Linked DNA regions of Mus musculus: region 2 is linked to region 1. The links are chromatin contacts, found by Hi-C or POLR2A ChIA-PET in ENCODE. All regions are on one chromosome and are shown on one strand. Each heading gives the region's core, a stretch centred on a gene start or an enhancer-like site at or near the end of the contact. The rest is flanking DNA. Distances are from core to core; before and after follow the strand shown. Region 1 overlaps Arid1b (AT rich interactive domain 1B (SWI-like)). Region 2 overlaps Arid1b (AT rich interactive domain 1B (SWI-like)).

Evidence for each region. A loop is a pair of places that touch in the nucleus more often than their neighbours do. ChIA-PET counts read pairs that join two places held with the same protein, here RNA polymerase II (POLR2A).
Region 2: a map of gastrocnemius shows a loop between it and region 1 (2.3-fold over the local background). The contact joins two enhancer-like sites. A Hi-C loop is called at or near these places in 6 of 37 maps with a recorded cell type or tissue (adrenal gland, gastrocnemius, heart and 2 more). POLR2A ChIA-PET finds 5 or more read pairs at or near these places in 3 of 5 experiments (Patski and embryonic stem cell).

What each region holds. Positions count from the first base shown.
Region 1 is chr17:5,137,606-5,140,850 of GRCm38, forward strand. All of the region lies in intron 4 of Arid1b (AT rich interactive domain 1B (SWI-like)), which reads left to right. Among named protein-coding and RNA genes, the nearest start is that of Gm34854, 85 kb to the right of the region's middle. Within about 2 kb of position 1,524, at least 1 of the 3 ENCODE cell types and tissues checked has a DNase peak (open chromatin) inside an H3K27ac peak, as active enhancers do; it is gastrocnemius, where a contact is called at or near this core.
Region 2 is chr17:5,188,425-5,191,660 of GRCm38, forward strand. All of the region lies in intron 4 of Arid1b (AT rich interactive domain 1B (SWI-like)), which reads left to right. Among named protein-coding and RNA genes, the nearest start is that of Gm34854, 34 kb to the right of the region's middle. Within about 2 kb of position 1,481, at least 2 of the 3 ENCODE cell types and tissues checked have a DNase peak (open chromatin) inside an H3K27ac peak, as active enhancers do; they include gastrocnemius, where a contact is called at or near this core.

The DNA.
Region 1 (3,245 bases), core at 274-2,773:
AGCCCATTTTTATATTTCATGGAAACTTTTAAAATAGTTCCCTTAATCATAAGCATGTAGCAGAATAAAAACTCAATATAAAACTTAATAACATAGCTAAATTGCAAGTAGTTTTATAATCTTTTTCTTTTGAGATAGGTGTGCAGGTGACGTTTTCCTTTGTCATTTGAAACTTCGGGTTTGTGTTTTCATGGGAGAAATTGGCTTTTCCATTAGTTATGAAATTGGGGGGGAATGTGATGGCTGGGACTTTGGGTGCTGGCCCTGTTCTGGTGACTTGCGGCCACCGTCTGGTGCATGTCACCCACTGGTGAGATGTGAATTCAGTCTCTCATGAACCTCTAGACTCGGGCTCACTGTCAGGTGTGAGCTTCTGAGAACAGGAGGCCTGTCTGTCTGTCTGTCTGTCCAGCACTTCCTGAGGAGGGACTTGCTGGCCTGACTCCTCTGTCTCCACCCCAGGAGAGGTCAGGGGAAGCAGCTTGGGCCTCCAGGTAGACTTTAGTCACAGCTCTTGACCCTGTAAAGAGAGGGTCTGGGTGCCTGCCAAGGAGCCAGCAGGGACAAAGGACAGCAGCCCTGATGTGAAACTGTCTCTCCTTCTCCTGGGTAGGAAGCTTGGGCTGCCTCTCAGGTCCATGAAAGGGGTGACTCTGCCGTTCCTGCTTCTATAAGAAACTAACTCTTAGGCTTATAACTAGTCAGCAGAAAGTGAGTTCACGCTACATTGTGTTTATTCCTGCAGACAGTAATATAATAATTGATCTGTCTTTGTTTGTGGCCTACCTTCATTATCTTGTTCCTAACTTCAAGTAGAAGAAAATCATATATATAAAACTTTTCAGGATGACATTAACTCCAGCAAGAGTCTCCTGAATTTCCACAACCACACTTGTCCAGAACTTGGTGAGTTTTCAACTCTGAGATCTTGATCAGCTGTGTTACTGCTGGGCAGCCTTACTCATTTGCAGTGTTTTTAAGAAGCTCACAACTTACACATCTGTGATTGGTGGTTGTAAGAAAAGCCGGGGCGGGGCGGGGGGGGGGGGGCGGCAGGCAGGTGTCCTTCCAAGCTCAGTGCAGGAGGACGTGGGCCCAGCTCCTGTGAAACAGTCATAAGCATTCAGTTTAGCAGTCATGGGGGTGGTTTTGCAAGTCCTCTGAACAAACATGCAGACCCTTAGTCACTCCTACTCTGTCTGAGAAAACCATGGTGGAAGAAACTATTTGCATTTTCTCCTGGGAGCAAGGAAGAAGCAAGAAGTCTGTGTCATGCTATTGAGGTTCCTTCCTGTTTACTTTTGGTTTTACTCCCAGCATCCCCTGGTGTTGCTTGACTAAGGCAAGTCTTCCCCCAGGAATATGAGACCGTGGTACAGTCCGCTTCATAACGTTCCTGGGTATTTTTATAATTTATCATCAGCTGACACTGCCTGGGTAGAATATTCTTACCACTCCCTCTGGCTGCTGGAAGTCTGAAATTACATCTTTGTCTTTGAAGTCAGGCATACTGTTAGCGTTGCCATGGTGACAGGGTGGGTAATGGCCTAGGCAGACAGGAGATTGGTGCTTAGCATTTAAACGCTGCTGTACACAAGGCCTTGCTTTTTAGAGCTGTTACTGAAGTCTACCCTTTTAGTAAATGTTTAAAAATTACATTTTTACATGGTCTTACTAGATTAATAGTCATGGTTTATTTCGTTTTAACTGCAAGGATAAAAGCATTATTCCGTTAAATGGGTAGCTTCCCCCTCTCTTTTGGTTTATGCATTATTAACACGGGCTTCTCCTGTTTTGCTTGTAACATTTTATAGGCTTTTTAAACACAGAGTCAGATTTGCTCTGTTGCTCCTTTAGTTTTCGGACTTAACCCATTATCTGCTTGATCCTTCACAGTCTCACATGGAACTAAGTTAAACGACTAAGCTTTAAATCTTAAGAGTGAAGTTTTTAAAGCTGTGTTTGTAGTAATGGCTGATCAGCCGTTCTGGCGAGCGGTAGCCGTGCTGGATTTGAAGCCACTTCTGCTGAGAGCCCTCACTGAATGCCCCTCCTATCCTCTGCTCTCACAGGAGTGTTTGGAGGAGGAAATGAGACATTTTGAAAGGTTTCAGTTGATGTAACTGTAGAATTAATATCTTTGACTTATTAATTCCGTGTAGGAATAGACTGTGCGCTATAGGTAGGATATCCATGTTTCTGCTCGCTTGATACATAAATTGCTTCTGGCACAGTGCCAATCAACACAGGCGCTATCACAGGATGAAACCCTTTCCTTAGATAACTCAGCTAGGGGCTGTGTCTGTGTTCACTGGATGGTTCTTGAATTGGAGTTCCTTGTGTGTGTGTGTGGGGGGGGTTGGTTTTGGTTTTGGTTTTTTGAGACAGGGTTTCTCTGTAACCCTGGGGACCCTTGAACTCCCTATGTCGATCAGGCTGGCCTCAAAGTTAGGAATCCTCCTGCTTCTGCCTCCCAAGTGCTGGGACTAAAGGCATGTGCTGCCACTACCCAGCTAGACTCTGGGTTCTATTTCTGAGCTTTTCAAATCAAAATCTCTTCCCTAAGTGAGGGCTGGTCCAGGCATTTGAATATCTTTTTCTCCTCCCTCCCTCCCTCCACTCCCCCTCCCCTGCAAGGCTAAGTAGTTTCTTTAATTGATTGTCCACAGTATAGATCTCCACCCTGACATCCCCATCCCCATCTCCTCCTCCTCCTCTTCTCCTTCCTCCTCCTTCCTACTCCTTCCTCCTCCTCCCTCCTCCTCTCTCCTCCTTCCTTCTCCTCCTCCTCCTCTTCTTCTTCTTCCTCCTCCTCCCTCCTCCTCCCTCCTCCTCCTCCCTCCTCCTCCTCCTCTTCTTCTTCCTCCTCCTCCTTCTCCTCCTCCTCCTTCTCCCTCCTCCTTCCTCCTCCTCCTCCTCCTCCTCCTCCTCCTCCTCTTCCTCCTCCTCCTTCTTCTTCTTTTTTTTAAAGAAAAATATTCTCATTGTGTTTCCCAGGCTGGGCTTGAATTCTGGGACTCTGGCTTCTCCTCCCTCATTCATTATTGTATGGAGTCCACTCATCCTCTGATCCACACACCCACCTTCCACCAGGCTCTCAAGTCTCTGATTTCACTTCTGCTTGTCTTAGTACCTCCAAATTTGATGTCTTTGACCAGACAGTATGCAGAGGTGTGTTCCAGTACACAGTAGGAAAGTGGATGGGCTGAGCTGCTACCTCACACTCTGTTCTTGGAGGGGAACTT
Region 2 (3,236 bases), core at 231-2,730, 51 kb after region 1:
GCCCATGCTTTGCCAAGTACCTCTCCCTTGGCATGGAGGACGAGGAGCATGTGAAGTTCTGAACTGTAGCCTTTTGCATCTACCTGGGAAGAGGGGTGAGGGGGCGTGGTCCTCCATGCTGCCTCTTGCCTGGGCTCTGCTAGGTTCTATCCCCACTGCATGCTGAGTGCTTTCCTTGCCCAGCTCCAAAGGCCTATTCATCACTACCCACGATTCTGTGTTTGGTTTCCCTCTGCAGCCTGACTGCAGACCCGAGTTTGCCTATCTGTTGACTGCCTTCTTGGCTGCACCACAATGTGTAGCACTGTAAAATACCTGACCATGTGTTCCTTGCACCCCGACGGAGCCTGCGTTCATTTCACTACTGTCCTAACCACAAATGAAGGAAGGTAGTAATTTACTGAACCCAGAAACATCTGAAAATTCCTTAACCTCATAGCCTGTGCAGGTAGTACAACTTGGTACCATTTGGAGGACTGAAAAGGAAGAAAAGGCTAGAGGGCTGGAAGGAGGGCAAATAATGTCAGAAAAAAAAAGTGAACTTTTAATCAAAAAATCTCAAAATTTTAAAAATTTGAAATAAAGTTGAAAAATACTGAAGCATATTCCTGTGAAAATCATCTGTAGGAGAACAAATGGGGTGAAAAATTTGAACATTCACTGATGAAGAATTTGCCCAAAGCAATTTGTATGATTGCCCATTTTAGGTAAATTTACTAAGTATCACCTTTTCTAGTAACACAAATCCTAACATTTCAAGTGTACAAATGATTTAATTCATAGTATGTCAGCATGCCTGCTTGCCTTTGACCCTGCTGGTACTATACAGACTAGATATGGCTGAATGAGAAGTACCACATTGCAGAGCCTAGGTGAGCTGCGTCAACATGACAACAGTAACAGCATTTAAAATCATGTGTTCATTTCTTTAAATATCTGTAACATTATCCAAAAGTTTCATATATAGCACTTGGTTGTGACAAAAAATAGTAATGGTGAATTGGTGCTTTTGTTTTTGCTAAGCTCTCAGATTACTTAATTTTCTTCCAAAAAGTAATGACTTGGGATTTGTGGCTATACGTGACACACATATATAACCATAATGGGATTGTTTAGAGAATTTGACCATTCAACCCGGTAAGCATAAGGGAGCGCTCAGCAGGGCCTTGGGTTGGATACCTGGGCCTGCAGCTTGCCTGGCTGCCTAATGGCAGCCCTGAGAAGCCTAACCTGCGGGGCACCCTAAGTCTCACTGTCTGTTTTCACGTTCCCTATCCTGGAAACGTGTGCGTGGGGTTTCTTTGTTTTCCTAGCGCAGTGTGTCCCACAGCTCGCGGGCCAGTGAGTGACTAGGCACTCCTCCAGGGAGGAAGAGGGGAAGCAGCGACTGCGCAGCCGCGGGTGGGGAGCTCCCGGCAGGCACCGCGGTGGGAGGCCTGGCCATCGAGCCACGGTCGGGGCTGTGCAGGCCCCACCCCAGAGGGCTCACTCCCAAAGTTTCTGCTGACGCAGCCGCGCTCCCGGCGGTGCTCCCAGTTTCTCCGAAACCCTCCCGCGCCCTCTGCCTGTCCCTGGAGAGGAGTGCCGAGGCGAGGGCCGAGCGGCTGCCCTGTATCCCTGCTGGAGCCGTCCGCCCCTGAGGAAAGGGCCCTCCCCCACTGTAGCGGGGCCGGTTGAAACTTGCTTTGCAGAAAGAGACAAAGTTGTAGACTCCCAAAACCCAGAGTCTGGGAGGATCAAACAACACCCCCCCTTCCCCCTCCCGTAGGCTGGGCCATGGGGAGACCAGAAGGCCGCTGGAAAGTAGGGTGGGGTGGAGTGATGGGGTGGGGCCAGTGGGGCAGGCAGTGGGTGGGGCGCCAGGGGGCGGGCCTTAGGCCTAAGCTGTGCACCAAGACAGGCGAGATGGAGGGCAAGAGTGGCTGGAGCGGAGGGTAGGGCCAAAGGCAAAGACCCTAACTACATTTGTGCAGTACCAGTTGGAACCAAGTGCAAGGTTCCTTGATGGGAAAACTAATTCATAGCATTTTTAAATCCCAGAAAAAGCCTAAGCTTTTGTAGCGTCTCATCTCCTGTCTGTACCTTCTTAAATTAAAAAAAAAAAAAGTTATTTTATGCTACTGGGTGTTTTGCCTGCTTGCATGTCTGTGCACAGCGGCTGTTCCTGGTACCCATGGAGGCCAGAAGAGGGCATCATCAGATCTCTTGAAACTGGGATTACATATGACCTGGGAGTTGAACCTACAAGCAGCAGGGTTTGTTATCCACTGAGACAACTTTCTAGCCTCTACTACGTTAGTAAATGCTAAGAGGATTTGGGGGGAAAGACATTTCTGGAGAATAAGACTAATCTGTCTAGAAGACCTAAGGCCACTGTCTGCTCTCTGTTGCTCACCTTCTATGGTATAGCAGTGTAACCTTAGACCTTTCAAGTAACCTGCATGACACATACAAGAAGTTAGTCGACATACATATACCAGACTTAGAGGACTAATCAGCCAGAGCCTCTAGTTGATAAATTATTTCCACTGTGATCTGTAGCCTGAATGGTTTTTAAAGTCAATGCAGTTGGTACTATGAAGAGTGAATTATTGATAATCATTAACATGACGGATATTTCCTGACCCAGTAGCTTAATTTTGGAAATTTGACACTTAAAGTTTGTTACAAAGGTTATTAAAGAGACTCTGAGCAACAAGTGTTTTGCAGAATACATTTTGTTTGGGCTTATGCCTCATATTTACTATGCACGTGCATGGTATTTTAACACAAGTATGTTTATGATGTGTATACAATTAATATTCTATTAGGAAAGATTGTTATAGTATGGACATTGCTAACCTTGATTACTGCTGCTCACTGCTGCCATTTGACAAAGTTTAAGCTAAATAAAATCCAGTTGATTTGGACATTTTGTAAAGAGAGGTGAATTGCATGCCGGGGTATACTACTACACTTTATCCTTAAAAAAAAACCACCTAGACGCAAATCGCTTATCATGCACGTGTGGATCTGTTTGGGCTTGCATTCACTACATGAATGCAGTAACACCCAACATACTAGAAGAGGTTGGTGTGTGTGTGTGTGTGTGTGTGTGTGTTGGGGATAGTTTTCATTTCTATCGTGGGTGCACATGGGAAACACTGGTGTCTTCTTCAGTATCTTTGCACCTTAGCTTTTGAGACCCACAAAGCATGAACTCAGTTTTCTCCGGGGTTTTCTTGTCTCTGAAGCCC